Regions from separate parts of the Homo sapiens genome. Here region 1 is linked to region 2. The links are chromatin loops, found by intact Hi-C in ENCODE. Cell type or tissue: Calu3. All regions are shown on one strand. Each heading gives the region's core, and the rest is flanking DNA. Links, peaks and the distances in the headings are about the cores only. Region 1 has its middle 140 kb from the start of SNX9. Region 2 overlaps SNX9 (sorting nexin 9).

Region 1 (12,576 bases), core at 1,907-9,906, 160 kb after region 2:
GACTCATACAGTAGGTAACCTTTTCAGATGGGCTCCTTTCACTTAGTAACATACATTTAAGTTTCCTCCATGTCTTTTCATGGCTTGAAAGCTCATTTCCTTTTAGCACTGAATCATCTCATCATCTAGCTGTATCGCAGTTTATTTATCCATTCACCTGCAAAAGGACATCTTGGTTGCTCCTAAGTTTTGCCAATTATGAACAAAGCTGCTATAAACATCCGTGTGCAGGTTTTTGTGCAGACAGAAGTTTTCAATTCATTTGGCTAAATACCAAGGAGCACGACTGCTGGATCATATGGTAAGAATATGTTTCCTCTTGTAGGAAACTGACAAACTGTCTTCTGAAGTGGCAGTACCATTTTGCATTCCCACCAGCAGTGAATTGAGAGTTCCTATGGTCCACACCCTCACCAGCATTGGTGCTGTTGGTGTTTTGGATTTTAGCCATTCTAATAGGTGCGTAGTGACCAGTGTTTCTTCATAATTATGTTTTGGCCATTATTTCAAGTATTGACTTCGGATGTTGTGGTTCTATCATCTTGAATAAATGAAAAGTGTAACAAAAACAACTCATACATTCATCATTCACTTACTGATTAAAAAAATACTTTTTGAGTGGCTATTATATGCCAGGAATGGGAGATTCTCAGATAAAAGATACTCTCTCTGTACCCTCAAAAAGCTCAGAGGCTACTGGAGGAGGACAGGTGAACAGGTTGACACAGAGTGCACAGGAGGAGAACGCTGCATTTCCGTGAAGCAGAGCCTTAGGATTAGGAGGGGGCTCCACCCCACACAGAAGGGGAGGCTGGACTGGGAGGCAGTAAGGAGATGGCCCACGAGCCTCTCAGGAGGTTGGAGGTTGGAATCACCGAAGGCCTGGGAGACATGAATGGGGCAAGGGCAGGGAGGGGACATGCAGTTCAAGGCAGATGGGGTGGATGTGTGAAGGCACGCGGCGGGGTCGGGGAAGCTGCATTTCAGGGTTATTGGAGTTTGGGTTTGAGGATGAGTGATCAGGGATTCAAACAGGGAAGAGACAGGACTGGGTTTGCTTTTCAGGAGGACCCTGGCCAGTGGGAAGGACAGATGGGACGGAATGACAAGGAAGGGAGGGAACTGGTAGGTGGCAGGTACGGGATGGAGTGACAAGGAAGGGAGGGAACTGGTAGGTGGCAGGTACGGGACGGAGTGACAAGGAAGGGAGGGAACTGGTAGGTGGCAGGTACTGGACGGAGTGACAAGGAAGGGAGGGAACTGGTAGGTGGCAGGTACTGGACGGAGTGACAAGGAAGAGAGGGATCTGGTAGGGTGGCAGGTACGGGACAGAGTGACAAGGAAGGGAGGGAACTGGTAGGGTGGCAGTGGCAGGTACTGGATGGAGTGACAAGGAAGGGAGGGAACTGGTAGGTGGCAGGTACTGGACGGAGTGACAAGGAAGAGAGGGATCTGGTAGGGTGGCAGGTACGGGACGGAGTGACAAGGAAGAGAGGGATCTGGTAGGGTGGCAGGTACGGGACAGAGTGACAAGGAAGGGAGGGAACTGGTAGGGTGGCAGTGGCAGGTACTGGACGGAGTGACAAGGAAGGGAGGGAACTGGTAGGGTGGCAGTGGCAGGTACTGGACAGAGTGACAAGGAAGGGAGGAAACTGGTAGGGTGGTAGGTACGGACGGAGTGTAAGGAAGGGAGGGAACTGGTAGGGTGGTAGGTACGGATGGAGTGTAAGGAAGGGAGGGAACTGGTAGGGTGGCAGTGGCAGGTACCGGACGGAGTGACAAGGAAGGGAGGGAACTGGTAGGGTGGCAGGTATGGGACGGAGTGTAAGGAAGGGAGGGAACTGGTAGGGTGGCAGGTACGGGACAGAGTGTAAGGAAGGGAGGGAACTAGTAGGGTGGCAGGTGAGGGCCTGCAGATGGGGAGGCTCATTCACTCCTTTGCATTCTGCAAATGTTTATGGAGCACAGATTCCTGCCCAGAGAGAGCTTCTGGTCTAGCCAGGGATTATCCCAAATATCCTTTTAGGGAAAATGTGAACCTTATCTCTTTACTCCTCATAGCTGGGACCACAGCTGCTGCCATGCTCATTTTAAAAGGCAGATTTAGGCCAGGCATGGTGGCTCTTGCCTGTAATCCCAGCACTTTGGGAGGCTAAGGCAGACAGATTGCATGAGTTTGAGGCCAGCCCGGGCATCATGGTGAAACCCTGTCTCTACAAAATATACAAAGATCAGCCAGGTGTGGTGTTGTATGCCTGTAGTCCCAGCTCCTTGGGAGGCTGAGGCGGGAGGATCACTTGAGCCTGGGAAGTCAAGGCTGCAGTGAGTTGAGATTGTACCACTGCACTCCAGCCTGGGTGACAGAGCAAGACCCTGTCAGAAATAAAAGGCTGATTTAAGGTTATTTATTCCCCTCTCCTTGAGTGCCAGTGGACAATGAGTCATGAAAGGGCCTTAACCAGGTGGCAGAAGTCGAGAAGGGTGTGGGGGTGGAAGGGGACCCGAGGGCTGGGCTATCCCACTGTGCTGTCACCACCCATGAATCCTGGACAGACAGCAACTGTCTGTCACCGCTCCGACTCCATGGTAACTGCAGTCTGCTCAGCATCTGGTGAATCGTCTGCTCAATATTTCCCCTCGTTGGGTGGCGGTGATGATGGCGAGCTCCTCCTGCTTTAAAATGGAGATGGAAGACAGCCATTTCTTTTCATTCTCCCACTGGCTGCTGCTGCTTTTTTTTTTTTTTTTTTTTTTGGAGCTCAAACTAGCTAGGAGCATTTACACAGCATTGGGCCCAAGCAATTATGATGACCGTGCTAAAAAAAAAAATCCATAAACTAGAGAAAAGTAAGATCCTTCTCGCAAACGCAGGATATTGGTATTTCTTGAACTGGGGTGAGCTCAGTAGGGAAATGACACCCTGATGGGCTTTCTCAAGTTGGAGCCAAGGCTGGCCGGACAAGAACAGCAAACACAGCTTCTGAATGGCGGCAGGGAGCAGTTGGCTCGCCGCAAGGTAGAGTTTCCTCTAAATGAAGATCTTCATCCATTCCGTAAACATTGAGCATCTACTCTGCACCAGGTAGTGCTCGAGGCACTGGGAAACAGATCCCCTGATTCAAGACAAAGTCCTTGTTTTCAAATGGAAGTTACATATTCTATTAGGGAAGACAGAATATAAACAACTTCAACATTGCATATAATATCAGCAAGCAAAAACTGCCATGAAGAGTCAAAAAGCAAAGCAAGGGGCTGGACAGTGCTCAGGAGAGACAGTAACTTGGGCAGAGGGTGTGAGCACGTGGCACTGGGAAGGGGGTTCCAGGCCCCAGGAGCAAGTCGGTGTTGCGGGGGGTGCATGTGAGGCGCAGAGGCTGGAGATGTGGGCAGCAGCCACTTTTGCCCTGGGATGGCCCCACAGACTACTGAGGTAGACACTCCACGTGGCCAGGGACCAAGTGCCTCTTTATGACAATTATGAATGTGACAGTCACACACGTGGTGAGAAAAAGCTTGCTTTTGATAACTACTTGATTTCCAGCTCTGAGTCCCCATGCTCCACGCTGTGTGGGAAGCATCGGTGCAGGCATTTCTAGGTAACCTTGTCTAAGCCATTTCGTTTATTGAGTTAGAGCTTCCCTCTCATCCTGGGCTGTGTGTGCTTCCCTTCATCTGAGAAGACGCCTTGGTCCTTGATCACCTTCAGCTCGGTGGCCTCTGTGGAGAAGGGACCCCCCACGGCCCCCAGGTGCTGCTCACACAGTAGACATCACGGATCTGTGTGTTGGCTCAGAAGATTTTGTGCCTATAGTAGCAACGTGCTGTCCTCTTACAAAAATCAGCCTATTAGGACATTTCCCCAAGAGAAGGAAGGAGCAGTGGTGAGGACCCTTTCCCTGATTTGTACCCAAGGGCGCCTCTGGGCGTGGCTCAGGGAGAAGGAAGGAGCAGTGGGGAGGACCTTTTCCCTGATTTGTACACGAGTGCACCTCTGGGCGTGGCTCAGGGAGAAGGAAGGAGCGGTGGGGAGGACCTTTTCCCTGCTTTGTACACGAGTGCACCTCTGGGCGCGGCTCAGGGCACAGGACACTTCCAGCTGCTCTTCTCTGCCTGTCTGGGGCTTTGGACAGAGCGGCTGGGAGCTGGTGACGGGGCTCCCTCTGTTTCTCGGCCGTTACCTGGCCTGCCTTGATTTCCACTAGCTGCTCTCATGCCAGCTGGGAGACGAGCTGTGTCCTTAGACTCGACCCAAGAGGCACAGTCCCATCCCTCTGCTCTCGGATTCCTCCAAAACCCCTGGAGGGGGCAGGCTTTCCTCTCTGGTTGCCATCTGCCATTGGGAAATCTCCTTCCCTCAGTCCGGACAGAATTCTCAGCTGTTCTCTGGGTGGTGGAAGGAAACTGGCTGCTGGTACCCTTCCAGGTCTTTATTTATACGCAGACTCAAAGGGGCTTTTCTCTTCCTGTTACTGTCTCTGTTCTGGCTTAACAAAAGCCTGCTGGCAGCTCCAGGTAAGAATCAGCTTCTATCTTCTGGGCTGTGCCAGTATCCCCAAGAGGGGCCCCGACTCAGTGAGTGGAGGGTGGTGGCACAGCAAAGAATCGAGGGGGTACCTGGTGCGAATCCTGTAAGGATGACCGTCTGTGACCGTGCTGTCAATCCTCCCAGGCCCAAGTGGCACACACTGTGTACGTCATCAGTGTAAATCCTGCGTTTCCAGCACTCGCCGACGGGCTGACTGCTGCCTGAGTATCAACTGGTCGCTGTTGGGTTATCTGCTGATTTGAGGCTTTTTAATTTGAAGGCTGTTTAGCTCCTTGAGGAGTCAGGAGTCTGGGACAGGGTCAGGTTCACCTGTGGATTCTCAGCACCTGGCCAACACGTGGCCCACTGTGTTACTCAGTACCCACTGAGAAAGACAGAGAAGTGGAGTCTTCCTCCTGCTTGGTTTCCCCATGGTGAGGTCTGGCTAGGCCAACAGTTACACAACCTCGGTGCAAAGCCCTGACGTGGTGATGGATGTAAGTGGCCTTGGCATCCATCCCCCTTGTCTTCCTCCTCTTCCCAGGGACTCCATCACTCTGACTACCTGCCGTCTCTTTCCCTGTCCACGGAAACAGACCAACCTGCCACTCTTTATAGCGGTGGTTCTCAAAGTATGTTCCCAAACCTGTGCCATCGATTTCACCTGGAGCCGTATTAGAAATGCACATTCTCAGGCCTCATCCCAAACCTATGAATCAGAAACTCTGTGGGTGGGCCCAGCAACCTGTGTTCTCTCCAGTCCTCCGGGTGATTCTCATGCCCCAACATTTGAGACCTGCTGCTTTGAAGGACGTTGGAGGCATCGCCTCCGCTCTGCTGCCAACAGGCTTGGGCACAGGGGAGGTGGGAGAAGCCGAGAGTGATGGAGATCGGGGCCCACAGAAGCTACTTCCTTGTCATGTGGGGAGTTCTGAAATGCCCCCTGCGGTCCCGCCTCACTGCCCATTCATATCCTACAGGATGTCCCTGGTTTCTTGTTGTTGGCACGTGACCTTCACGACAGTAGTTTTCAGATCCTGAAGAACCTGAGTTGGAAACAATTCCTTATGCAAGGGGAGCCACACAGGTGTCCACACAGGTCTCCTGGGTGTGCACAACCACAGGGTTCCGAGGCTTCCTCCACTGAGTGTGGCTTAGCTCTTAGTTCACAACCAAGCAATCCGCCATGTCTTCAAACAATGAGAAGACAAGAGCGGTTTTCAAGAAGTGGTGTTGAGAGAATGGATGTGTGGCTCCCACACCTAGCAGGCTGCAGGACCGCCTCCCTCCCCCACTCCAAGCTCAGGGTTTTACCCAAACCCAAGCACCTCTGCTTCTTGCTCTTAGTTAACATCTTACATTGCTGAAGCCTGCAACACCTCTTGAAATTTTTCAGCAACAATGTCTTTATTTCCTTCTTTCTTTCCCTCCCTCCCTCCCTCCCTCCCTTCCTTCCTTCCTTCCTTCCTTCCTCCCTCTCTCTCTTTCTTTCTTTTTTGAGACAGAGTCTCCCTCTATCACCTAGGCTGGAGTGCAGTGGCGTGATCTCGGCTCACTGCAACCTCTGCCTCCTGGGTTCAAGTGATTCTCCTGCCTCAGCCTCCCAAGTAGCTGGGACTACAGGCACACACCACCATGCCCAGCCATTTTTTGTAGCTTTTTTTTTTTTTTTTTTTTTTTTTTTGAGACGGAGTCTCCCTCTGTCGCCAAGGCTGGAGTGCAGTGGCGCGATCTCGGCTCACTGCAACCTCCGCCTCCTGGGTTCACGCCATTCTCCTGCCTCAGGCTCCTGAGTAGCTGGGACTACAGGCGCCCGCCACCACGCCCAGCTAATTTTTTGTATTTTTTTAGTAGAGATGGGGTTTCATCATGTTGGCCAGGATGGTCTCGATCTCCTGAACTCGTGATCTGCCCACCTCGGCCTCCCAAAGTGCTGGGATTACAGGCGTGAGCCACCGCACCCAGCCTTTTTCGTATTCTTAGTAGAGACGGGGTTTCACCATGTTGGCTGGGATGGTCTGGATCTCTTGACCTTGTGATCCGCCTGCCTCAGCCTCCCAAAGACAACAATGTATTTCTTTAGCTAAGGATTTTATCATTTTCCCTAGAAAATTAGGAGGAAAAATCCCAAACAACTCTCTTTATTACTCCTAATTTTAAATATTTCTGAGTATGTTAAATTTGCCAGTGTTCAGAGCAAACCAAAGTATAAGCCATGTTTTCTTCTCTCTTTTTTTTTTTTTTTAAGCTAACAAATTGGTCTAGGTCTAGAATGGCACTTAAGGGAATTAGCTTTATGTTTACAGTGATTTATCCTGTCAGCTGTTCTTCATTTTCCTACTAAGACCTACTTGCCCTCTGCTTCTTGCTCTTTGCTGGTTGATACCATTTTTTAAAAAGGTTGCTAAAGTTGTAATGTCTGGCGACCCCCCAGCCCTCAGATAACATGCTTCTCTACGAGCAAGACCCTCAGTGTCTGCACCACAGCATTTTAGAGGCTCTGGCTTGTGGGTGGGAGAGATGACAGATTTGGGGAATCATTAGGGGACCCTCAGAACACAGTTTGGGAGCAGTTGCCTGTACCAGGGTGCAAAGTTCAGGAGTCCCCAAGGCCACCCTCAATTCTGACACCCAGTGTAAGGTTGGGGCTCCCCACAACCACCCTCAGTTTGATGATTGGCTAGTAGGACTCACAGAACTCCGAAGAGCCTTTCTATGTGCAGTTCTATTACGGTGAAAGTTATCCAGATCAAAGTCAACCAAAGCAAGAGGCACACAGGGTGGAGTCTGAGATGCCGGTGCAGAGCCTCTGGCTGTCCTTTCTCAGAGGGGCTGTGTGGACAGGGCCCATCTCTGCCTGCAATGATGAGACAACAGGCATGGAATAGTGCCAACCAGAAAAGCTCACCCAAGCCTCAGGCCTGGAGTTTTCATTGGGGTGGGTCATGGGGACAGGTTGGCTATCTCTACCACTGGCCTGGGCCTGCAGCCCCTCCAGAGACCAAGCTGATCCTTGGGGCCATAACCCACATGGCCAGCACAGACTGCCTGGCCGGTCCAACCCCCCAGATAAGCAGAGAGACTCTTACCACACAGACAGTTGCAAGGGCTTAAAGATGACTAGCAGAGGACAGAAGCCAGTCCTCTCTAAGGACACGGTTAATCCTCCACTGCACACGAGGCTACTCAAAGCAAGTGCAGCTCGGCACCATGCAACTGTTTGATCCTGGTCCCCGATGAGATAATACAGAGATGGCGTATGTGTTTAGAAACAGCTACGGCAATTGGACAGAGTATGTCTAATACATCTAATCATGAAACAGTGGGACTTTTCGTTACCTATTTAAATTTTTTCCCCAGTAATTTAAAAATTATATTTTATACAAGTACTAATGTGCAATGAATAGGAATTTTTTAAAACAGTGAACACTGTTCTTTATCACTCATGGTTCGAGAAGGGCTGACCTCCACTCTGTGCCATCTCTGTCCCGGCCACCTCTGTGACCTTGGATATGACCTCTCAGCTCTCTGGTTTCCAGGGTTCTCTTTTGTAAGCTGGGGCAGGAATGGGTGAACTGAACAGTTTTTTCAGATTTTCTTTTTGACCATGATAAGAAAATATATCTATGTCATGACCCAGGACCTGTTTCTCCTTGTTCCAGGCAAAGCAGTTTGGCATTTCCTATTCTCATCCTTCTGTTCTCACCCCTTCTATCTAGAAAGAAGACAGTGGTTTGCGCCCACTACACTGGTTTTATGACCCGTGGAGGGCATGGATCTGAGGTGGGACACCCAGTTAGGTGGTCTTTAAAGCGATTTCCTGCCACTGGAGGGACCTTGAACAAGATTCCTGTGTGAGCATCCAGAGCCAGGGCCGGCTGGGCTGAGGTCTACAGATCATGGGCATGTGCAGAAGTCATTATGCTCTTTCTGTGACTCGACTAAGCAGGGAGTTTTCTCCTTTTATTTCTTAGAATAAAAATGTCAAAACCCTGAGATATTCACATGAGGGCATCACTGCTTATCCTCCCCATCGTGGTCAGGGGTGGCCCAGGCCTGTGAGTCAGGAGCAACTCTCCACGTGGGATTCCCAGGGTATGCCTGCGCCCCATGGCGGAGATTGCTCAGTCTGGGGTGACTTGAGGGCATGGTCCTGGCTTTGCTGCTCCCCTGCCTCTGCTCCAGGGCACCCTCATCCTCGCTTGCTGCTGCAAACCGCCTCAGCATCCAGTCTAGAGGCAGATCATATCTGGTGTCTTCTTGTGGGTTATATGGGCACTCATTGGCTTTTACATAAAACACTGAGCGTTGAATGTAGTTCAGCTTGTTACCATGGGTTACAAAAATGGAAGCAGATTCTGTTAAAAAAAAGAAAAAGCTCTTCTGCTCCCCTCTTAGAAAAAGCACCATCCCCCTAAACACTTCCAAGCGACTCGTCTCCTCCCTGGCAGGTGACGGGTGCTGAAGAAGGGGCCTGCGGAAGACCTCTCAGAGCAGATGCTGAGCAGGATGAACTGACAAGGAGGTGTTTGGTGGGAATGAATGCCAGTCCCTTCTTTCTGATCATGCAGAATTTCTAATAATGCAGAAATTAATAATGCAGAATTCAGCCACATCAGCTGGAAGCTCACGTGTCAGTTCCTGAGAACATACAGAACCCCATTGGTCAGGAGGAAGTTCCCATCACAGGGGAGCCGACATGTCCAGAGGTGACCGGCTCCCTTTCATGAGGTTCCTAGTTAACATCCTGTATGTTATGGAAGGGAGGGGTGCCTTGAGAAGCCTGGGGGACAGGCAGAGAGATCCACAACAGCGTTGCAGGTGAACTGGAGGTGGTTTCTGTGCTTCATAAAAGGGCCCTTCACATTTACACGTTCAGTTACCGCTCATCATGCTCTGGGATTGCGTTTTATTGCATAAAGTCAATGTTCACCTAGATCTTAGGAGGACAGCTGCAGAAGGCAAGGAACCAGGAGTCCTGATAGGTAGCAGAGCATCAGCTGACAGGGCCTCACCGTGGCCTCAGCACTGCCGACCTGCGGTTGTTATCCAGGCACATGGTGAACCCTATTTGGCATTTCCATGAGAAGATGGGTTGGAAACAACCCTTGGTGGCCTCTGAAGCCATCTGTTCTCATTATCTCCAGAAAGTGTGTTTTCTAGCACAGCTGCCACACTGACCCAACTGATTAAATTTCAATCCCAGCTACTCGGGAGGCCGAGGCAGGAGAATTGCTTGAACCTGGGAGGTGGAGGTTGCAGTGAGCCGAGACGGGGCCTTTGCACTTTAGCCTGGACGGCAAAAGGGAAACTCCATCACAAAAAAAAAAATTTTTTTTTTTTCAATCCTCAGAGTAGATCTCAGAAGATACAGATGCCGCAGGCCAGGTGCAGTGGCTCACGCCTGTAATCCCAACTCTTTGTGAGGCCAAGGCTGGTGGATCACCTGAGATCAGGAGTTCAAGACCAGCCTGGCCAACATGGTGAAACCCTGTTTCCACTAAAAGTACAAAAATTAGCCGGTGTGGTGGCACACGTCTGTAGTCCCAGCTACTTGGGAGACTGAGGCAGGGAAATCGCTTGAACCCGGGAGGCAGATGTTGCAATGAGCTGAGATTGCACCATTGCACTCCAGCCTGGGCAACAGAGTGAGAGCGAGACTCTGTCTCAAAAAACAAAACAAAACAAAAAAAACCTTTGCTTGTCATCATCTCCCTGGTAGCTTTCCAGTTGTGTTGATGAGTTCAAGGAAAGCTTTCTAAAAGGCTTCACAAAATAATAATAATTTTTTTCAACATGTGTCACCTAGGCATATTTCAAAGCATACTGCATGTTTTGATCCAGGATATTAACAACAAAAATGTGTCAGTCCCCACTGAGTCATCCATGTTTACTCAAGTTGGATTTAGCTGCAGAGTTATCTAGAATTTCTGGCAGAAAATCATCTCAGCTGAAATTCCGATAGGCTTTCAAGAAAAAGGAAATGTTCGTTCCTTAAGAGATCCTTAAATACATTATAAGGGAGATTTGAAAGATTTTGAAATCTCTGGAATTAGAAAATTTAAGGCTTTCTTTGTTTTCTTGTTTGTTTGTAGAGATTTTAAAGAAATCAGATGAGCTCCATGTTTCTTAAGATGGATTTAATCTATCTGGTAGTGAGGTAGAAATAGCAGTGGCTGGGGAGTCCATTCTCCAGGGGGTTCTGGGGCTGGAGGGTCTTAGACCCAGGCTCAGGGCTCAGAACTCAAAGAAGTTTAGGGGTTCAGGAATGCTTAGGGTTGCTTAGGTCCTAGGACTATTAATATTATTTCAGGTAAACTATTTTGTGAACTGGTGTAGGGTCTAAAAGCCATTTACTATTTTTGTTTCCATGGGAAAAATATATTCCAAGTTCCAAGCCAATTTATGGAATGTAATCTGTTGGTAGAGAGTATGCGTCATCTATTTTGCCAGAGAAAATGCAGTATGAACATTTCACATGTGTTATAAAACATATATGTATTACAGCTTATAGTACAAAGAGCAATGCCCATTACTCAGAACAAATACTATGTCACATGTCCAACAGGTGTTTGTTAATGGAACTGGCTAATAGGTTTTTATTTTAAAATTATTTTTAAAGCATGCAATCTGCAAATAATCCAAGTTATCCTACTATTGATTATATATATATATATATTTATTATTATTATTTTTTTTTTGAGATGGAGTCTTACTTTTGTCTCCCAGGCTGGAGTGCAGTGGCGTGATCTTGGCTCACGACAACCTCCGCCTCCTAGGTTCAAGCGATTCTCTTGTCTCAGCCTCCCAAGTAGCTGGGACTACAGATACATGCCACCACACCCAACTAATTTTGGAATTTTTAGTAGAGACAGAGTTTCACCATGTTGGCCAGGCTGGTCTCGAACTCCTGACCTCAGGTGATCCGCCCACCCTGGCCTCCCAAAGTGCTGGAATTACAGGCGTGAGCCACTGCGCCCAGCCAGATAATATATTTTTGAAAGTTCCACTATTCTGTTTTTCTATTAGAATTACATGAAATCTTAATTGCCTTAAGACCCCAATTTTATCCCAAATTATCCACAAGAAGAGACAGGGAGTGTCAGATGGCTTGCAAAGGTGAGTGAGGAGGTCTCATAGCACCGGGTAGCACTGGCTCCTGGCTCAGCTGAACTCCACACAGGGACTCACGTCACAGCAGCAGCCTTCCCTCACAGTTGGACATAGAGGGGAGTATAAGGGAGGGGGGCTTTTCTCTGAGGCCCTCAGGTGTCAGCATGAGGTCCCTGGGGGAGTTTGGGTCCTCAATGCCTTAGACGTTGTCTCTGTTACCCTCGTCACCTCCACCTCCCCCTGAGGTCCCTGGCGGAGTTTGGGTCCTCAATGCCTTAGAGGCTGTTTCTGTTACCCTCATCGCCTCTTCCTCCCCCTTCTCGAGCACTGACGATCCCCGGTGGTGCAGAAGCCTGCCTGGCACTGTGCCACAGCAAAAACCCTGGAGCCATCACGGTGCTTTCAGGCGTTACTGGGAGACAGGACATTCACATGAAGACAGAAACTACAGTAGGTGGTCTAGAAAAAGGATGAAATGTGTGAGGGAAATGTTCTGGGTTAGTGGTGATGTCTGCACAACCTTGCGACTATACTAAAAACACGGAATTGTACATTTTTAAAGGGCTAATCTCATGGTATGTGAATTATATCTCAATTTTGAAGAAATATGTGACGGAGCAAGTATTTGAGGAATTCAGAGGAAAGGGGGCCCTCAACGCCTATGAAACGTGTTAGTAATGGGGAGGCAGGAAGGACTTAGACAAGCGGAGAGAGGCAGAGAGGGGCAGAGGGAGACGCGGAGGGTGGGAAGCGCCTGGTGGGTTCTGCCAGGGAGGGAGGAGGCTGAATTGCCAGAGAGGGAGACAGGGAGAAGGGAAAAGAAGAATGGAAACCATTTGGGGCCAGATTATGGAAGCTTTAGATGCTGGTCTGAGGGGCACATGGGGAAGAAAAAGCTGTGGATGATCTGACACCTGGGATCTGACATGGGCCTGGCG
Region 2 (12,576 bases), core at 1,715-9,714:
CCTTGCCCACACTGACACCACTGAAACAGCTCTGGCCAAGGATACCGGCAGCTTTCTTACTGCTAAATCCAATCACCATGCTAGGCCCTCAACCCACCTGACTGCCTGACTGCGTCTGACATTGCTGTCCACTCTTCCTTCTTGAAACACTCTCCTCCCCTCGCCCCTCCACACCTGCCCTCCTCTGGTTTTCTTCCTTCCTTTCCACCTTCTCTCCTTGCCCAGGCATTAGCCAGGCCACACTGTAAATGTCTGTGTTTTCCAGGGTCCTACACTCTTCTTACTCTAGACATTCTCCCTGGGTAACATCCACTCTGACAACGTCACCTGCCATCTTTATACTGATGAATCCCAAGTCCATTTCTTAGATCTTTCCTCCTGAGGTTCAGACTTGAAAATCTGTCACCTATCAGATTCCTGCATGCAGTTCCAAGAGCACACAACACACCAAGCAAGGCCTCATCAGCATTCCAGCACAGACCCTGCCTTCTCTCCAGCATTCCCCAGCCTTCTAGATGGAACTTCTCCTATCCACTCACCCAAAAAGAAACTGAAAGGTACTCTTGACTCCTCCTCTCATTCCTTTCCACCTCTAAGAAAGGCCTGGCAAATCTACTTTCTAAATACTGCTACAATCTACTCACTTCTCTCCATCCCATGTGTGAGTTCCACAGTCCAAGTCATCTTTAATTATTTTCATTCACTTCAAAAGCCTCCTCCAGCCTCTGCACACCTGCTGCGCCTTGCTCCAATTCATCTTCCGCCTGCAGCGCCAAGGACCTTTTGAACATGCACACTAAGCATTGCCGCTCTTGACTCAAACCTTCCAGTGCTTCCCACAGCTCTTACAAGAAAGCCCAAGCACAATGCCTGGAACACAGTAGGTGCTCAACATCTATCTGTTCACTAAATAAACCCCAATGTTAATAAGCATGGCTTATAAAGAGGCTGACCATGTATCCTCATCTATCCAGGCCAGCCCCAGTTTATGCCTGTTATCTCAGTGTAATTAACTGTACCCTCTTTTTTCTTGAAAGTATTCCAGTTTGGACTAAAAAATTATATGATCACCTGACCCTGAACACCTCCGTGGCCTTATCACTTACAATTCTTACCTTCAATGATAAATTCCAGACTTATTGAACTATTTTCTTTTCTTTTCTTGAGACAAGGTCTCACTGTCACCCAGGCTGAAGTGCAGTGGTGCATCACAGCTTACTGCAGCCTCAAACTTCTGGGCTCAAGTGATCCTACTGCTGCGGTCTCTCAAAGTACTGGGATTACAGGCATGAGCTACCACACCCGGCCTGAACTATTTTCAATTCCATAAACATGTCACAACCTTCCCTCTTTCTTCACCTGACCAAATCCTACTCACCTTTCAGGTCTCAGCTTAGATGTCACCAGTGGGAAGCATTTTATGACGTGCAAAATCGGTTACGTATCTATCCCTCCCATGGACGGCCTTATAACACTACCCTTCCCCTATCATTTTACGGCTGCTGTACTATCGTTGCTTGTGGACATGTCTGCATTCTCTAAACTGTAAGCTCCCTGTCAGTCCTGCTCAGCACAGTACCTGACACAGCCATTTACCAGGTAGCACGGCATCTGCCACCTAAGAGGTGCTTACAGAGTTCAAGTTTCACTGCCATTTCCAAATAAATTCAATCTTACTAGTTCAGTTTTCAAAGTACAGAAAGTACAGTTTCTTTTAAATAAAAAACTTCACTTCATCTAGGTTTACTGCCCCAGCTAAAAGAACCAAAAGCCAATACTTTAACAGGCAATCATTAAACTTTTAAATTTACAAATTAAACTTTATTTTGCAAAATGCCAACGCTTATCCTTTTCATGTCTTAATTACACTTTTTCTAAATCTCTACCACGGTTTGGGGGAAGAATTTTCCCCTAATAGCCTGCCCAGTTTTTTCTGCTTAAAGCCATCAGAGCCAATTCTAAAATTCTGCATTCTCTGGGTGGGTAAAGCCAATGACTAGCTACCAGATTGAAGCTAGGTAGCCGGTATGTTTATATTTTATCAACACATATTGAATAGGCAGTTAGTACCATGAATGCTGTTCTAGGGGGACATAGTGGTGAAAAGCCAGGAACAAGATGTTCTCCTTCTCTCAGAAGCATTGTTTTAGGAGGAGACACAGCCATCAACACGCAAAGCAATTCCAGGTGGTGGTGAGTGCAATTACAGAAGTTAATCAGGTGATGCGACAGAGTAAGGGCTTTACAGCAGGCAGGTGAGGAGGGGTCTTGCCAGTGAGGAACAGGGGCTAGGGAGAATGTGGGGTGGGGAGGTGGCAGGAGGCCCAGATAAAGGACTGTGTAAAGCCAGGTCAAAACAATGCCAGAGGCCAAATAATGCAAAGGTACATTTACCAAGAGAGTTATAAAAATTAATACCTTATTTTCAACAGGGCTTCCCTGCTGCTGTTTTTGTGCAAATAAATTAGCATTCAGAGATGAAAAGGAGTATTTACACAACCGACAAGTAAAATATACTGAAAAATATGTTACAGGATTTTAGCACTACTAAAACCAGAATAGACGACGTGTAACCTATGATGAAGCTTCCTCCCTCCTTCCTGGGCCCACGTGGAAATTATTAATCCATCAGCACAGATATACATAGCCTGGCTCCTTCCCAGCAAGGCCTCCCCACATTCCTGCTTGCCACTTTAGTCCCAAAAACTCAACAATCGAAATGGATGAAATTTAAAAATATATATTTTTCAGAAAGAAAACTCCTATAGAATATATAGCATTTGGGTTATTCAGCTTTTCCAAAGATCTACACCATCAGGAAAACTTTAGCCTCATCATTTTTCTTGGTCTTTTTAAAATAAGTACTACAAGGCTGGGCGCAGTGGCTCACAACTGTGATTCTAGCATTTTGGGAGGTGGAGGTGGGCAGATCGCTTGAGCTCAGGAGTTCAAGACCAGTCTGGGCAACATGGCAAAACCCCATCTCTACCAAAAATACAAAAATTAGCCAAGCAGTGTGGTGCACACCTGTGGTCTCAGCTAACTTGGAGGCTGAGGTAGGAGGATCACCTGAGCCCAAGAGGTGGAAGCTGCAGTGAGCTGGTATCATGCTACTGCATTCTAGCTTGGGAGACAGAGCCAGACCCTGTCTCAAAAACAAAAACCTGCAGACTCTCCTAGTTTCATAAAAAGCTTACTCTGAAAGTATAATTAAGAATAATCTTTTTTTTGAGATGGAGCCTTGCTCTGTTGCCCAGGCTGGTGTGTAGTAGTGCTACCTGGGCTCACTTCTCCACTTCCCAGGTTCAAGTGATTCTCATCCCTCAGCCTCCCAAGTAGCTGGGACTGCAGGCACACGTCACCATGCCCAGCAAATTTTTGTATTTTTAGTTGAGATGAGGTTTCGCCACGTTGGCTAGGCTGGTCTCAAACTCCTGGCCTCAAGTGATCCGCCTGCCTTGGCCTCCCAAAGTGCTGGGATTACAGGTGTGAGCCACCACACTCCGCCAAGAAGAACCTTTTCTTATGACTCAAGGTCACCATCATAACCATGAATTATTGTGTAAGGTGAAAGACACTGAATACTTATTTCCCAGCTCTCAGCTTTCACACATGAAAAATGACAGGGTCAGCCTAGATGATCTGCAAGTCTCTGGGCCTTTTTAAAGAATTTAAATACTTTATATCAAAGTATGTAAAGAACATTACTAAAGTGAAACATACTGATCTTTAAGCTACTCAAAATGATACTTCCCCTTAAGGTCATCGACATAAATACATATACAACTAGGTTACATGAGGAATATGGGTCTCTGCTTTAAGCCATACTTGGCCTGAGGCCAGTATTCTTAACTACGATTTATTTTTATCAGCAGTTCCTCTTCAGGGCAATTTCTTTTCTAGATTCACAGAGCTAACATAAACCTCACCACAGAACTACAGCTGGCTTTTAATGCAGCACAAATGTAGGCTTAAGGATATGGTAAAATAAGACTGCCAAAGAGAGTTAAGTTGGAAAAATAAAATAAAATTTGAAGAGCTAACTTAAAGTTTATTACATAAAAATGGAAGAATGAATCATACTTGGACAAAGGAAGAGATTTTGCCTAACAGCAGCTGACAGAGGGGAAAAGGTGACCAAGTGAGGGATGCATCAGATGCGAAGGCAGAGAAGCCGAAGACAATCTCATCAGGAGGGCCGTAAGAGACACCTGCACAGCAGGACGGGCGCCTCTCACCAGAATTTTGCCAGGATCCTTTGTGCCTTCCAGCTGATCCTTCTTGCAAATCAATAACACTGAAAGTGTTACAAAAGCACCTCTGATCATTTTGTAAATTATGATATGGCACTAGGATACTGATTTATTAAGGGAGTCAATCAAGTTATAAGAGTAAAGAACAAAACAATACCAAATTCAGCATCTACTATCAATTCTTTTCAAAGTCCAATATTCAGTTCACAAGAACCATACTCCAACCTAAGCAACCACAGGAACCAGCCATAAATCTCAAAACTATGACTAATGGGAGAGTATCACACAGCCTGTATGCTACACAATCAATTTACCAGATTCACCAATGCCGTCTATGCTTTGTATAAAATATGTGGCATGTTGAACTCCTGCATTTTGCAGGATACTCTCTAGTATACACAGGAAATTCTGACCCCACCATCTGAATCATATACTTACCATGAACCAGTTGTGATTACAGTAAGTTACTATAGCTATGCAACTGAATTATTACATAGCTAATGAAACATGAGTTCAAAAAAGAGTAATTGTTTCCAAGAAATGTAAGTAGATGGCTAAAAAGTTTACTGTCAAAATAAGTGTAAGTGAGACAACAGTTAAGACAAATGGGGCCGGGCACGGTGGCTCGCACCTGTAATCCCAGCACTTTGGGAGGCCAAGGCAGGCAGACCACCTGAGGTCAGGAGTTTGAGAACAGCATGGCCAACATGGTGAAACGCCGTCTCTACTAAAATACAAAAAAAATTAGCTGGGCATGGTAGCGGGTGCCTGTAAGCCCAGCTATTCGGAAAGCTGAGGCAGGAGAATCGCTTCTACCCAGGAGGTGGAGGTTGCAGTGAGCTGAGGTCATACCATTGCACTCCAGCCTGGGCGACAAGAGCGGAACTCCGTCTTAAAAAAAAAAAAAAAAAAAAGACAAATGGGAAAGGGCCAGGTGCGGTGGCTGAAGCCTGTAATCCTGAAATTGCCTTTGCAAAATTATGACTGAGACAATGAAGGAGATCTAACTTAATTGACTCCATCTTGCTTCTAACTTCCAAGCTGTCCTTGTTCACTCCTGGACGCAGGCTGAACGAACTTTGGGAATTTATAGTTTGAAACAAAGATGTTTAAAACAAGGACGACGGCCAGGCGCAGTGGCTCATGCCTGTAATCCCAGCACTTTGGGAGACCAAGGTGGGTAAATCATTTGAGGTCAGGAGTTCAAGACCAGCCTGACCAACACGGTGAAATGCTGTCTCTACTAAAAACACAAAAAATTAGCCGGGCGTGGTGGCGGGTGCCTATAGTCCCAGCTACTCAGGAGGCTGAGGCAGGAGAACCCCTTGACCTTGGGAGGTGCAGGCTGCAGTGAGCCGAGATTGCACCACTGCACTCCAGCCTGGGCAACAGAGTGAGACTCTGTCTCAAAAAAAAAAACAAAAAAAAAAAACAAGGATTAGCCACAAGATTAAAAATTATGATTTAGGAGTCATGTAGCTGGAGGCTACAAGATTCTGATCCTCTCTAAACTGCTCCTAAGATCAGTGCTTGAGATACTTTGCAGACTCTGCACTTGATGGATCAGCTGGCACCACCCCGATCAATAAACTGGGCATCTGATCTTGTGGCCCCCACCCAGGAACTGACTCAGTGCAAGACAGCTTTGACTCCCTGTGATTTCACCCCTGACCAATCAGCACTCCTGGCTCACTGGCTTCCCCCACCCACCAAATTGTCCTTAAAAACTCTATGGGTAGACTGATTTGAGTAATAATAAAACTCCGGTCTCCTGCACTGCATGAATTACTCTTTCTCTATTGCAATTCCGCTTGTCCTGAGAAATCGGCTCTAAGAAATTGGCAGGCAAAGTGAACCCATTGGGCGGTTACAATCCCAGCATTCTGGGAGGCTGAGGTGGGCAGACAGCTTGGGGCCAGGAGTTCGAGACCAGCCAGGCCAAAGTGGTGAAACCCTGTCTCTACTAAAAATACAAAAATTAGGCAGGTGAGGAGGTATGGGCCTGTAATCCCAGCTATGCAGGAGGCTAAGGCAGGAAAATTGCTTGAACCTGGGTGGTGGAGGTTACAGTGAGCCAAGATCATGCCACTGCACTCTGGCCTGGGTGGTAGAGTGAGACTCCATCTCAAAAAAAAAAAAAAAAAAAAGACAAATGGGAAATAATTTTTTAAAATCTAGAATTCTGTACTCACGATGCTTTGAAATTGTCTTCAAACTATTTAAGCTCTTCTAAAAGAAACAAAAAATTAGAATTGCAATGAATTGAGTATGGATTATGCAAAATGGATCACTTAGCACTGCAATCAGAAGTACACAAAGACCATAGCTGTCTGTCTATCAAAGGATTGGTGAGTAAATGCACATTATACATTTTAAGTTAAAATAAGATAATCAGTACAGTTAACCTTTGAACAACACAGGTCTGGTCCACTTTACATGCACCGTTTCTTCTATTTCTGCCACTCCACCCTCCTTTTCCTCCACCTACTCAATGTGAAGACAATGAGGATGAAGGCCTAATGCTCTACTTCCACTTAGTAGTAAATATATTTTCTCTTCCTTATGATTTTCTCAATAACATTTTCTTTAGCTTAATTTACTGTAAGAATACCGTATGTAATACATATAACATACAAAATATGTGTTAACTGTTTGCGTTATAAGGCTTCCAGTCAACAGCAGGCTATTAGTAGTTAAGTTTTGGGGGAGTCGAAAGTTATACTTTAATTTTCAACTGGGCAGGCGGTCGGTGCTCCTAACCCCCACATTGTTCAAGGGTCAGCTATATTTCTTTTTCAATTTTCATTTTCGTCAATTCTTCAACCCTTGTCCTAAGCATCCTCCCATTGCTGGCACCACCTAAGCTGTACAGAAAGGCTTAGAAGGCTTCATCTCCTTGAAACCACCTTTGCAAAATTATAATTGAGGAAATTATGACACTGAAAGAAATCAGACCTAACCAACTCTATCTTGCTTGTAACCTTTAAGCTGTCCTTGTTCATTCCTGAGCACAGGCCAGAACTAACTTTGGGAAAGAATTTGATCCATGGTTTGACTCTGAAACAAAATTGGTAACAGCCCTTTCCTGAAAAGACCCCCTTCTTGTCTGGGGTCCAGTCTGCCTTTGCAGGACTAACAAAATAACTACAAGAAATTACAATTTCGGGGTCATGTAGCCTCTGGCTCCAAGAGTCTGAACCTCCCCAAATTGCTCCTGGGGATAACATCACTATTGTAAAACCTAAGATCAGTGATTAAGATATTTGCAGACCCTGCACTTGATGGACTCAGACCAGTAACCTGGCCCAACCAGTTCTGCCATCCAACCCAGGAACAGAAGACATTAAGAAAACCTAACTTCAACCCCTTAAGATTCCATCTGCAACCTGACCAATCAGCACTCCCCACTTCCCAAGCCCCTACCCACCAAATTATCTTTAAAAACACCAAATTATCTTTAAAAACTCCAATCCCCAAATGCTCGGGGAGACTGACTAACAAACTCAGGTCTCCCGCACAGCCAGCTCTACGTGAATTACTCTTACTCCATTGCAATCCCCCTGTCTTGATAAATCGATTCTGTCTAGGCAGTGGTGATGGTGAACCCATTGGGCAGTTGCATCATGAGGATTTTGATAAGAGCACTGGAGTCAACAAGATAAAAGCAAGACATGCATATATTTTTTAACTGTTAGATTATGTTACCTGTATGGTCACATTACCTGTGGCAAATCTGTTTTACATTAACATGGGCAGACTCATACAAATGTCAACCAGTAAGAGATGGCACTGTTCTCACCTTAATACTATCAAGCAACTTAATAGATACAGCAAACTTAATTTATGAATATGTTTACACTGCCTACCAACAGACTGGATATTTGAAGATATTAAGAATGTATTCTGAATTTTTAAGTATAACAGGAATTACAGTTATTTAAGTCTACAGTTTTGGAGATATATATTAAAATACTTATCATGAAACGATGTCTGGAATTTGCTTCAAAATAATGAGGAAAGGGGAAAATAGGGGAGGGGAGGCTAGAGGAAACAAAACGGGCCAGGATCACTGTGGAGGTGGGTGATGAGTACACAGGGGAGTGTCACTGTGCTGTTCTACTTTTGTCCATGTTTAAAATTTTTATAAATAAAAAGTTAAAATAGAAAATATTGAATCATGCCAAACCATTGAGATGATAGTTTAAAAGTCACAGTGTAGTAAATTCTTATCATTTTATGTTGCCTCAGCATGCACTTTGAAGATAAGTGGGACCTTGTCGTAGCAGAAGCAGGGCTCTGTCACCCTGGACATGGCAGAGGGTGCAGTTCTACACCTCCTCCCAGTTCCTCAACATGACTAATACAGATACCTGCCTTAGACAACTTCCTCCTGGCAACCACCTCCCCATGGGAAAGCTACACACAGCCTACTTCACTGGCCCCGATCCCCACACCCCACATGGGCTGTGCAGTCACAGTGTGACCTCCTGGAACCAATTAAACCTCCCTGGGGGAAACCTGTTTGGACCCCATGAAGGCCCATGGGTCTCTAGGTAGGTCTCAATCTCTCTCTCTCCCTTCACAATTCCTGACCTTCAAGCTCCCTGACCATCCTGTGTGTGACCTCCAGGATTGCTGTGTACTCCCAGGGCCTGTAGGTAATAAAATCTGTATTTCTATCTTGTGCCTCTCCTAATCATTGGGGGATGCCCTTCATCTTGAAGACCCTAAATTAAAACACACAGATGTGGAATTTTTCAGCATGACTAATATGAAATTCCAGTGATCTAATTCATATTAAAAATAATCACTTAATGGAACCATGAAAGAATAAAGATTCATTGAATCTCCAAATTCTAAGCCAAGATGATGCCATTTCTTCTTAGCCCATAACAGCATTCTGCCCCAGTTCTCAGGGTTCCAGCTGCTTTCTTCTACTGCTGCTCTCAAGACTGCTGGGGCTTCAGGAAGTTTATACCAGACACCCTGCAAACAGTGACCCTCATCGGAAGAGAAATGCAGTGAGTCGCTGATCAGAAATGGTTTCATCAGTCAGAAATCCAGCAGTCTGCAAGTACTTTGCTTATGTCTATGTGGCCACCAGTCGAGTGAACAGCATAACGGTAACAGCCAAATGGTCTGATGAGCCGTTTGTATTCACTTTCAGTATATCCAGGAAACATAATCTGAAATTTTCTATCAGACAAAATCTCGAATGCAAAATAATAGAGGTTTTTAAAAATTTCTTTACAAAGTTTTTTCTCCCAGCTGATTTGACTGGGGTATTCCTCATATAGAGAAGGATACTGTGTCAATCCTTCTGAAGCTCTCTTACTGATTGACTTAAATGGAGCACAGGATTTTCCTAGTGTGGCTTTAATAAGATACAATCAATTAAGTTTTAAGAAGGGATAAAATAAGGCTTAAATCCAGTATCAAAGCAAACTGACTGTTAACTCCTGCAGTTAGCTTTGGGTAATAAAGGCAAGCTCAACTCTTTAAAAAAGAAAGAAGAAAGAAAGAGAAAGAAAGAGAGAGAGAGAGAGAAGGGAGAAGGAAGGAAGGAAGGAAAGGAAAGAAAGGAAAGAAAAGAAAGAAAAGAAAGAAAGAAAGTATTTTTTGTAAAAGTCAGTCATTTTGGGTGTGGTGAAAACCCTCCAATGGTTTTATTGCCAAATAAATGTCAAAGCCCCCGTGGTCGCCTGGGCCTCCTCAGCCTGGGGAGCAGCCCCTCTTCCCTGAGCTCCCTCAGCTCTGGCCTCACTGTGCAAGCACCAGCCTGAGGGTCTGCTCTTTCCCGAGATCCAAAGACACCCCAAGCACCAGCCTGAGGGTCTGCTCTTTCCCGAGATCCAAAGACACCCCAAGCACCAGCCTGAGGGTCTGCTCTTTCCCGAGATCCAAAGACACCCCAAGCACCAGCCTGAGGGTCTGCTCTTTCCCGAGATCCAAAGACACCCCCACCTTCCCTCAGATCTCTACCTGAGTGTCACCTTCCCAGTGAGGCTTTCTTGTTTTTTTTCACCTGCTTTCAGAACCCTAGTGAAACCATGAAACAACCGGAGAGGATAGGAGAATCCAAACAGCTATGTATCACATTAAGACAGAAAGGTCTGAGCTTTGCAGAGATTCACGCCCCAATACTGCGCACAACCAGCAAGGTGGTTACCATGTCCTCAAGCAGCACAGCAAGGAAGTGGTGGAGAGAGTTACTAAACTGAGGGGCAGGAGGAAAGGCCTAAAGAGGAGACTGGAGGGCAAGATGGGGTCACACCTTCAAGGCCATGGCACTAGGTTACCATCCCCACCCTCAAATTATGCTTCACCCTGGGCAAGAGGCGGTGGCCTGGGAACTAAAATATTATAGGTCTGCTTCCCCAGCAGGACGGGGATGTAATTTGTTGTAAATTATTACAGAAAAGCAAAATTATAATTTTTCCCCCACTTGGACTGTGCAATGGAATTCACACCTGAATCCATTCAATTATTTGTATTTTACAGATAAGGAAAGTGAAGCAGTAAGTAACTTTTCAAAGTAATGTATTAATAACTGGACTGGGATTTGAACCCAGGCTCCTAATCTCTATGCTATATCACCATTACATGAAAATACATATGCTTCATAATCAGGTAGAACTAATTTTATTCATTCATTGCATCTCTAATAAAAGACATAATTTCTCTTTTATTCTAAATATAAAATTCAAGAGAAACAAAACACTAATAGGGGAAATAGGCTTTTATGTAACAGCTATAATGAATCACAGAGGAATGCCAATGACCTCAACATTAATTCATTACATATATACATCCCCACACACATATAACAGTAATTATACACAAGGACAATTCATTGATACCTAACACCAAAAAGGTACTATGAAGTCCAGCGTTTTTAAGTAAACCTGTATTTTATTAACCGAATCTATATACATTTTAAAGAGTTAAAGATCCCCTGACAATTCACCAGCTGGGAATCCCTTCTCTAGAATAAGCTCTGGGTATTGCAAACCAGGTAAACAAAACACATCAAACAACAGCTTACCTGGAAATCAAAAGGAGCAGATCCATTTTAACCATTCCAAGACGCTATGTCCTCGGCCACAAAGGATTTAGAACAAGCCTGGGCACAGACTACTTGCCTCGAATGTTCACTGGTTCCTAAGAGTGGCTTAGTTTAACCAGTGCCAGATAAAATTTTAGAGTACAACCAGGGAAAGTGGACATTTACACTTCTCTAAAATGTACTTTCTGTCCTGCAAGGTCAGTCACTAAAATAGGAGCTCTTTAAATGAGACCTCAAACTAAACATGCCTTCAAGTATTTAACACCATTCCCTAAACTAGAGAAATGATCCTCTTCTACATCATGAGTAACATAATGTCAGAATATTTAGCACTTCTACATAAAATTTTCACACTATGGCTCTTTATTGATATACATTTATTTTTACTCTTAAGTTTCCAATGGCTAAATGGAGGGAAACAGGTCAGAGGGTCTCATTTCTGACTCCAAATACTGAGCTATCTCACTGTACACTATGTATACATACTTTTACCACAGCAACCGTACACCTAATGGAAGATATCTAAGTGTCTGTGTTCTCCATTAGACTGTAAATTCTCTGGATAGAAAAATATACATGCATTTTCACTTACAGTATAAATTCTAGAGAGAGACTGTTGAATAAAAAAAAAAAAAATTATTGGTCGAGCACAGTGGTTCATGCCTGTAACCCTAGCACTTTGGGAGGCTGAGGTGGGCAGACTGCTTGAGCCCAGGAGTTCAAGACCAGCCTGGGCAACATGGCAAAACACCATCTCTATAAAAAATACAAAAATTAGCCAGGCATGGTGATGCATGCCTGTAGTCCCAGCTACTTGGGAGGCTGAGGTGGAAAGATTGTTCGAGCCCGGGAAATTGGGGCTGCAGTGAGCTGCTACTGTACTCCAGCCTGGGCAACAGGGTGAGGTTCTGTCTCAAAAAAACAAACAAAATTTGATTTTTGGAAGCAATGTAGCATACTGAATATTTCTGTCAATATCCCTTGATGTTCATGCATAATAATATTCTAATGTTAACCACAGCCAACAATTACATGTATTCCTTCCATAATTAATGGTACAGCATATGCTGTTCACGGAACCCACAAGAAACTGAACAGTGCAGTTCAGTTGCCACCTTGTTTAAATGCCAACGACGGCTTCACGATCTGCTGCCCTTCTCTTATTTAGACACCCGTTACTTCTTACTGACTGCAGAGACAGGTCATATGAACACAGACAGCATGCCCATGCCTTCATGCATATGGGTCCTATAATAA

The links. Peaks named below come from ENCODE experiments on the same cell type or tissue, not always from the same donor. Only the 100,000 strongest peaks of a DNase experiment are listed, where the experiment ranks them.
Region 1: a loop joins it to region 2, with 6 times the contacts of the local background. A loop is called at or near these places in 2 of 110 quality-filtered maps.

What each region holds. Positions count from the first base shown.
Region 1 is chr6:157,680,878-157,693,453 of GRCh38, reverse strand. No RefSeq gene overlaps it. Among named protein-coding and RNA genes, the nearest start is that of SNX9, 140 kb to the left of the region's middle. RefSeq lists an enhancer at 4,062-4,563. In Calu3, for the core only: no CTCF peak of the experiment used is centred there; no DNase peak of the experiment used is centred there.
Region 2 is chr6:157,837,697-157,850,272 of GRCh38, reverse strand. All of the region lies in intron 1 of SNX9 (sorting nexin 9), which reads right to left. Among named protein-coding and RNA genes, the nearest start is that of SNX9, 21 kb to the right of the region's middle. RefSeq lists enhancers at 3,928-4,017, 8,514-8,663 and a silencer at 7,702-7,996. In Calu3, for the core only: no CTCF peak of the experiment used is centred there; DNase peaks (open chromatin) are centred at 5,882 and 8,652.